2 separate regions of the Homo sapiens genome follow, and region 2 is linked to region 1. Evidence: chromatin contacts called from ENCODE Hi-C data. All regions are on one chromosome and are shown on one strand. Each heading gives the region's core, a stretch centred on a gene start or an enhancer-like site at or near the end of the contact. The rest is flanking DNA. Distances are from core to core; before and after follow the strand shown.

Region 1 (4,262 bases), core at 520-3,019:
AAAAAAAGAAAAGAAGAAGAAAAAACTTCCATGCAGTTAGAAAATTTGGAGATGACATTACTCTATTTCATCCAGTTAGTAGCTGACAGTTGCTGGACAGCTTTGGAGAAATAAAACACAGTGGAATGAGTATATCTGACCAGCTCTTCCTAGAGGAAACAGATGACAGAGAAAAGGAATGCTCCAAAGAGGAGACTGCAGTAATTCAAGAGTCTAACAGTAAAGATAGGAAGAAGTGCTGCAGTTGATCATGAGTTCCAGGAATTATGTATGGTTGTCCTTCACTATATTCTCAGCACTTATAACAATGCCTGCCACCTGATAATTGCTTAATAAATATCACTTCAGTAAATGAGTAACTGAAATGGAAATATTTTCTGAGGAAAACTATAGAATTTGAACTCCATCGTCTATAAATAATGATGGATAAAAAATAATTTAAAGATTACTTATGTATTAAGGTTCTGTACTACATTTGGGAGATCTGAGAATTAAAAGTAAATACACACATACAAGGTGATTATATAGTTATCACATTTAGTATGTGTTATACAAAAATACAGTGGGCAGAGTGTTTCCAGAATTATAAGGAAACTGGGCGAGAGAGTTTTATCATAAATATTAAGAAGTGCCTTTTTATTTCAATGCACTGTCCTTTAAACAATCAGAAACGTGTAAAAAATCAAAAGTGCAGAAGTACAGTTAGAATAAAATAATCCACAAAAAGACAGTACTCTAACTGAAATAATTATATTGGGAAATCTCTCCTTCTAGAACCACATTCCAGAAGCATGAAACTACCTGGGAAAAGTCTAAGAAATAATAAGGTGGTGAAAGAGGCTATGATGGGAGAGGAAGAATGTTAGATAAATTATATGGATTTGGAATTAAAAGGATAAAGCAAGATGCAAAGGAGCAAAGTGCTATTTTATTTTTCAACAGTTAGACCTGTTGGGAAGAGGCCAGTCAGATGAAATTACAGTACCTCTCACAATGACTAAGGAGTCGGGCAATGGGAGGTTTTAGTTGAAATGGCAAGTTCTGACCTGAGGTGCGACTTCAGACTTCTGCAGTCTGCCTTGTTTCGACTTTAGGAGGTGAGAGGAAAATTACTTCCAATAATATAGGATTCAACCTATAAATGATGGGGCTCAAGAGACAGGACCGACAGTCAGGGCAGGAGGAGGAGCAAGACCGGACCTAGAAGCATTCTGAAAATGTGTAGGTTTTCACTGGGGCGCGCCAGAAGGGCACTCTCCGCCCCCTCGCCCGAGGACGTGTGACATCTCCGGAGGAAGCCTCCGAGATTCCTGTGAAAATGGGAGGTCCACACGCCCATTCGCGATGACAGACACAGAGAGGGCTGCGCAGCCTTGAACACAGAACCGGGCCCAGGTGGAGTCCGCCGGCTTCTGGAGAGATCTGCGAGACGAAATGGTGTCGGCGCAGCGTCGCCGGCGCGGCGGGGCAGCGTGGGGACCCTCTGACCCTGAAGGTCCCCCTGCCCGCCGCGCCCGGCCCCCGTGAGCCGTTGGGTCTGGGGAAGGGAGGGCCCTTACCCATGTGCTGCGTGTCCAGCTGCACGGCCGGCATCTCCTTCAGAGGGATGTGGCCAGTCCCCCCGTCTCTGCAGCACCGCAGGCAGCACAACACCGAGGTGGCCATCGCGCAGGGACCACCGACTCCGCCGCCGTCCCTAGACCGAGGCGACACTGCCCCCCGCCGCTCAGCTCCGTCTCCTGCCCCCGCCCGAGGTCCGGACTTGTCTATGTGGAGCTCGGAGGCCGGTACAGCGACACCCTAGGCCGGGAGGGCGCAATGCAGGCTGAGCTTAGGCTGGCCTGCGAGGAAGACGCGGAGAATCAAGGGGCCGGGGAGAGACCGGACAGGGCGAGCGGCCGGGCTGGGCCGGGGAGACGGGTGGGGCTAGTGGCGCGCGGAGGCGTGGCAGGGGGCGTGGCGTTGCGGGCCTGCGGATGTGGGACGGCGTGCGCCTGCGCACCAGCTGGTTTTTTCTCCTTGGGCGGTTTCGCGCACGCCCCCAGGGCTGACAGGTGAGTGGGGCTGTCTGTCCCTCAGTACTTCCAGGGGTTTTCCTATGCAGAATTTTTAAAACGCAGCACCCCTTGGTCCCGGCCTCGACATTATTTCTAGGGATGGATTGACAGAAGCGAATCAGTTTGGGGGAAGGGGAGCTAATGGAAATGACTTCCGAGTTTTCCCTCCGCGGGCCCAGGTTGAGCAGGCTTTGCCACCACGGAGAGCCCCAGTCTCCCTGCCGTGGCTGGTTTCCCTCACATGCTAAATAGACTCACGTGGGCCCCAGGAGTAATGCCTGTTAGTGACTGCACTGTGGATGTTCACCGGGGCTCACGCGGGCCCTAATGCATTTTCGGTGCAGAGACGCGCCCTACCTGGCCCATCGGGCTGCGTGGTCCGGGGCGCGTGGGAGGCCGCCCTGGGAGCAGAACGCTGGGGCGGGGTCGGGGGCGATTCTTGACCTGCCTCTTCCAAGCTCCCCCTGTCTGGTGCACTGAGGGTTCCGAGGAATGTGACGGGAACCCAGGAGGCTGCGGGAAGTCTGCTGGGTCCCGAGGGAAGCCTTCGGCTCCTACCGTCCGCTACTTTCTGCTTCCACACGGGAGGCTGTCACCTGTCATCTCCTTCCCCACTTAGATCATCCTTCCGTGGTAGATTTTACATCTTCAGGCCGGGTGCAGTGGCTCACGCCTGTAATCCCAGCACTTTGGGAGGCTGAGGTGGGCGGATCACCTGAGGTCAGGAGTTCAAGACCAGGATGGCCAACATGGTGAAACCCCGTCTCTACTAAAAATACAAAAATTAGCTGGGTGCGGTGGTGCACGCCTGTAATCCCAGCCACTCAGGAGGTTGTGGCACGAGAATCGCTTAAACCCGGGAGGCGGAGGTTACAGTGAGCCTAGATCGCGCCACTGCCCTCCAGCCTGGGCAACAGAGACTCTGTCTCCAAAAAAAAAAAAAAAAAAAAAAAGATACCGCTTGGCATCTGGAAATGTCTGGGACGACCTCTAGAATTAACCTAGCTCAAACCTCTGTTCCCAGATCAGTTTCATCCTGAAGGCTTCCCTAGGGATGGATCATCAAGTCCTGGGAAACTGGACATAAAATGCCCACTACTTAAATAATGATTTCCCATACGTAACTTTTAGTGACCCGAGTTATAAATGTTTTTTAAGGAGGATTTCTATCTATGCAATGAGGGGAATTTTTCAGGTTCCTGGTTCTCTTTCTATAAATGGTGTTTTCATTACAATACTAAGGGAAAGTTTTGTACGTTGAAATTAAGTTACCATAGAATTTAATAACCAAGGTGATTATTAAACTGATTGAGGGTTGGTCTTTTCCCCCATTGCGTATGCAGTACTTTCTTGGTAATCATTTCACACAAGAAATTTTCTTTTATGACAAACCTTCATCGTTATGCTGGGAATTAAGTGCTTTGATTTTTTTTTTTTTTTTTTTTTTTAACCCCAGGGAAGTGCTGGGGGCGGGGCAGGGGGTGAGAATTTTAACAGAATATTGGAGAGACAAAATTTTTCTACCGTTCATATATATATATCTAGTTGAATTATTTCAAGATTTCAAGGTCAGTATTGTCCCCATTTTATAGGTGAAGAAATAGGCCTAGAGGTACTAAACTTTACAACTTCAGGTGAGCAGGAGATAAACAGGTAGGATTCAAGGCTTACCAGTCTGATTCCTGTTAGAAGAAAAACTTCAGCTGAACTAAATTTAAAGGAGTTAAACTGAGCAGTGAATGACTGGGCAGCCCCCAGAATCACAGCAGATTCAGAGAGACTCCAGGGATGCCTCGTGGTCAGAACAAATTTTTAGACAAAAAGAGGGAAGTGACGTACAGAAATCAGCAGTGAGATACAGAAACAGCTGCATTGGTTACAGGGGGGCGTTTGCCTTATTTGAACACAGTTTGAACAATCAGCAGTGTATGACTGGTTGAAGTATGGCCGCTGGGATTGGCCAAGACTCAGCTATTGTTACAGGTGCATACTCCTAAATTAGGTTTTCAAGCTTGTCTGCCTATTAACCTAGGTTACAGTTCGTACACAAGGACTCAAATACAGAAGTACAGAGTCCTTCTCAGGCCATATTTAGTTTGCTTTAACACTGCCTCTCAAATTCTTTCTCTTATAATTAATGCTATAATCCTCTTAAACATGCTCTCAGTTCAAAATGCAGATTTGCCCTTTTTTGTGTGTTTCATT
Region 2 (4,262 bases), core at 449-2,948, 2.5 Mb after region 1:
ACCTTCCCATTTTAAATAGTCACAAAGATGTAAATTGGTAAGAAAGGAGAAAAAAATAGCTTGTCACTCCAATCCGGGGATGGAAGACTCATCTTGAGATCAAGATAGTTAAAGTGCCAAGGCAGGCTGGGCACAGTGGCTCAAGAGCCTGTAATCCCAGCTGTTTGGGAGGCCCAGGCGGGCGGATCATTTGAGGTCAGGAGTTAGAGACCAGCCTGGCCAATGTGGTGAAACCCCGTCTCTACTAAATATGCAAAAATTAGCCGGGCATGGTTGCAGGCGCCTGTAATCCCAGTTACTCAGGAGGCTGAGGCAGGATCTTGAATCTGGGAGGCGGAGGTTGCAGTGAGCCCAGATCGCGCCACTGCACTCCAGCCTGGCGATAGAGCGAGACTCTGTCTCAAAATAAATAAATTAATTAATTAAATTAAGAAGTGCTAAGGCAGTAAGTGAAGTTAGGTCCAAGCAAATTATTTAAGGAAAAGACCTTTACTCACTAATACAGGCAACACAGCCCATAGAAAATGCCCTAAGAGAGTCAGAGGACCTGGGTCCAATGTCACCTGTGCCTCTAAATAGCTGTAAGCACTTACCAGGAAAAGCTGAGTTGAGGAACTTATATCAAAGTACAGCGGAAAGTGTCGTTAATAAAACGGCAAGGGAAGAGAGGTAGCAAATTAAAACTTCTGGAAACCAAAAATGCTTGTGGGTAAATGAGTTTTAAAATTTTTCTAATTCCAGTTTATCCATTTCAATCCAGGACAAGATATTTCATAGTTTCAGTAAAGTATCTACAAAATATTTACTTACACTTCCTATTTCTCCTCTCGATTTGCAAACGCACCTTCTAAGATTTATGCTTGCACTACAAGGCACGGTCTACTATTAATATAACACTTTACAAAACACGCTCAGAACGCCTTTCTAAAGCAATTAGAAAACAAAACAAAAACCCAATAGCCTTTGGCAAGGGCATTCCAATGAAGCACTGATACCTCTTTAGGAAATCCTTTCGAAGCAATCCCTCACCCCTCTGCCCAGATATGCTAATCCCTCCGACTGCATAAGGTCCAAGCTAAAGCTTCCGCTGGGGCACGGACTGTACGGCCACCGCGCCCTCCTCACAGAAAGGCGAAACGGGGCTGTCCGGTGCCGACGCCGAGGTTGGTGTCGTCAGGGGGTCTGGAACCACGCCAAGGAAGTCGACTGCCGGATCGCCGCCCGGCGCCCGCAGACGGCGAGCGCTCCTTCTCCCGGGCACTGCAGCTGTGCGCTCCCGGAAGCATTCCGGGCGGAGGGAAGCGGCCGCGATCCGCGCCTGCTGGGAACCGTGCCAAAGTTGGGACCCGCGCTGGGGAGGCAGCCGAGCGCCCCACGCCACGTGCTACCGACCGGCGGGGAGCGCAAGAGCGCTGCACCCCGCACAGAGGCCTGCCGGGCCGCCGAGGGCCGTGAGCTAAGCCGGGGACCGGGCCGCGCCGACCCGGGCCGCGCTGAGCCGGGCCGCGCGCCCACCGGGGGTCCCTTCCGCCAGCCCGTTGGGAAGGTTGGCAGACGCCCTACCTTCTCCTCGCCATCGTAGATTCGCACCCCGCGCTGCTGGATCACCAGGGTCTCGTTGATCTCCAGGAGGCCGCTGGTCCAAACGAAGCGGTCCATGGCCGCTGCCACCCAGCCCCGGCCCTCCGAGGCCGCGAGCAGCGCGCCAGGCAGCCTGCGGCGCCCCCTAGCGTCGGACGGGACGGAAGCGAGTCGGGGCGGGTGAGGGACGGAGGGAGCGGCCTGGCAGCGAGCGGGCGCGGCTGCGAGGTGCGCCCGGGGACGTGGAGACGTGCGTGGAGCGCCCCCTGGCGGTCCATTAGCCGCCGGCCTTTCAGAACCCTTGATCAGCAGGCGGTCCACCCCATTCTAAATTCAGAGCTTACAGGGACGCGAGGGAGCCCCGACCACAGCTTGGACTTGCTTATTGTGCATTATGCCTGCATGTTTGTGGCAGTTTTCTTGTCAGTGCCCAGAATGTTGCTACATTCGCTAATGATTGTAAATAATCATAACCCCTCTCTTTCAAATGAATATTTATGGCACGCATTGTTTCTGTACAGCTGCAGTCAGTACTACCTGTGCTGCTCTTTTTTTCCCTTTAAGATTATATTGTAACACAAAGGATAAATGCTTGAGGTAACGGATACCTCATTTACCCTGATGTGATTATTATACAGTGTATGCCTGTATCAAAATATCCCATATACCCCAGAAATATATACACCTATGTACCCACACAAATTAATTTTTTTTTAACTGGGGGAAACAGATTTTATTTAACCGGGCTTGATGCGCGCGCCTGTATTCCCAGCTGCTTCCGAAGCTGAGGCGGGAGGATTGCTTGAACCCAGGAGTTTGACACCAGTGGGCGACATAGAAAGACCCTTTCCCCCTCCACCCCAACTCCCCCACGCCACTCCACTCCCCCACCCCCAGGCTCAGAAAAAAAAGATTATTTTTATTTAGGCATTTTCAATATTAATACAGACCTCATGCGTGAATTTACATTTCAATATGTAGTTCCTCTATAATTTAGCTGTTTGTTGGTCTGCGCAAAGCCATCCATGGCCGCTGCTCTCACCCACCAGGCGGCCTCGTGCCCCTAGCCATTTCATTTTTGTATTTTGCTTTATAAATGGAACACCTGGCCGGGCGCGGTGGCTCACGTTTGTAATCCCAGCACTTTGGGAGGACAAGGCGGGCGGATCACAAGTCAGGAGTTCGAGACCAGCCTGGCTAACATAGAGAAACCCTGTCTCTACTAAAAATACAAAAAATTAGCCCGGCGTGGTGGCGGGTGCCTGTAATCCCAGCTACTCGGGAAGCTGAGGCAAGAGAATCGCTTGAACCCTGGAGGTAGAGGTTGCAGTGAGCCGAGATCGCACCATTGCACTCCAGTCTGAGCGACAGAACGAGACTCTGCTTCAAAAATAATAATAATAAATAATAAATAAATAAATAAATGGAGCAGCTTATAGATGTCCTTCTACAATTGATACATATTTTTCTCTTTAGGATTATTTTCTTACAGTGTCTTCCTAAAATAGAATGACTGCTTTAAAGGTTGTGAACACATTTTAGAGAGCCTACCACTTATTGGGGTCTTAACTAAGGCTGCGTGCCCACGTGGGCAGAGGGGCACAGGGGCAGAGGGACAGAGGGCAGGCTTGCTCTCTGCCCCCAGGGCTCCACATTTCCCCCAGTCGTGGAGTCAGTGGTCTGTGGCTAGGCATTAAAAGAAAGGAAAGGCTCTTTCCAATGAGTATAAGCCATCTCTCCCCCGAAATGAATTGCTACTTTTACCGTGTTCCAAAATCCTGTGTGTATTTTGGTCTATTTCTAAACAGTGTCTTCTGTATTTCATATCTTTCAATTTCCATCATGACCATATACCCAATAACCAAAAGTTCTTTGAAAACATTTGATTTGCTGTAATATGCTATCAATATATATCACAATTTACCATCATTGCCTGATTTTTGAGCATTTGATTGTTTACCAACTTTTTAGTCTTTTTTAATTGAAAGTAATGTGACCTAAGCATCCTAATCAGATGTGGAACTGTGCAGTTATGCCTGGGCTTTGCAATTATCAACATGTTAGGCAGTGAGGACATTTGCAAGGTATGTTTTCTGCCCTTGAGGGATGTACAGTCTGTAGGACACAAATAGAAGCCTGGCATATGATAGCTGCTGGGATAGACAACCGTATAAGGGTTTCCTGTATCCAGGCTGGAGCAAGGAGAAACGTCATGTGGCTTATATATGGCAATAAATGAATAGACAAAAGGTTTTAATTTTTATGAAGTTCAGTGTATTTTTTTCTTTCATAGTTCATGGAATTTGCCTATTTAAGAAATCTTTTTTCCACAAACCAGATATTGATACTGATTATGAAATCTTTGCCTAACACAAAGTCACTAAGATTTTCTCCTATAATTTCTTCTAGAAGCTTCATAGTTTTGGTTCTTACATTTAGGTCTATGCTTTTTTTTTTTGAGACAGAGTCTCACTCTGCCGCCCAGGCTGGAGTGCAATGGCACAATCTCGGCTCACTGCAACCACTGACTCCTGGGTTCAAGCGATTCTCCTGCCTCAGCCTCCCGAGTAGCTGGGATTACAGGTGCCTGCCACCACGCCTGGCTAACTTTTGTATATTTTGTAGAGACAGGGTTTCACCATGTTGGCAAAGCTGGTCTTGAACTCCTGACCTCAGGTGAT

The links. A loop is a pair of places that touch in the nucleus more often than their neighbours do. Pooled maps may share reads with other maps.
Region 2: a loop to region 1 is called in a map of B cell, with 12 times the contacts of the local background. The contact joins the promoter of VPS36 here to the promoter of SPRYD7 in region 1. A Hi-C loop is called at or near these places in 3 of 168 maps with a recorded cell type or tissue (B cell, CD4-positive, alpha-beta T cell and naive thymus-derived CD4-positive, alpha-beta T cell) and 15 of 50 pooled maps.

What each region holds. Positions count from the first base shown.
Region 1 is chr13:49,934,571-49,938,832 of GRCh38, forward strand. SPRYD7 (SPRY domain containing 7) reads right to left here and starts at 1,770. Exons shown (of 5, transcript NM_020456.4): 1 at 1,560-1,770. The coding sequence starts at 1,665. RefSeq lists enhancers at 1,581-1,830, 2,701-2,750 and a silencer at 1,871-2,120.
Region 2 is chr13:52,448,936-52,453,197 of GRCh38, forward strand. It overlaps VPS36 (vacuolar protein sorting 36 homolog), which reads right to left and starts at 1,699. Exons shown (of 14, transcript NM_016075.4): 1 at 1,564-1,699. The coding sequence starts at 1,659. RefSeq lists an enhancer at 1,285-1,865 and silencers at 1,386-1,845, 1,886-1,945.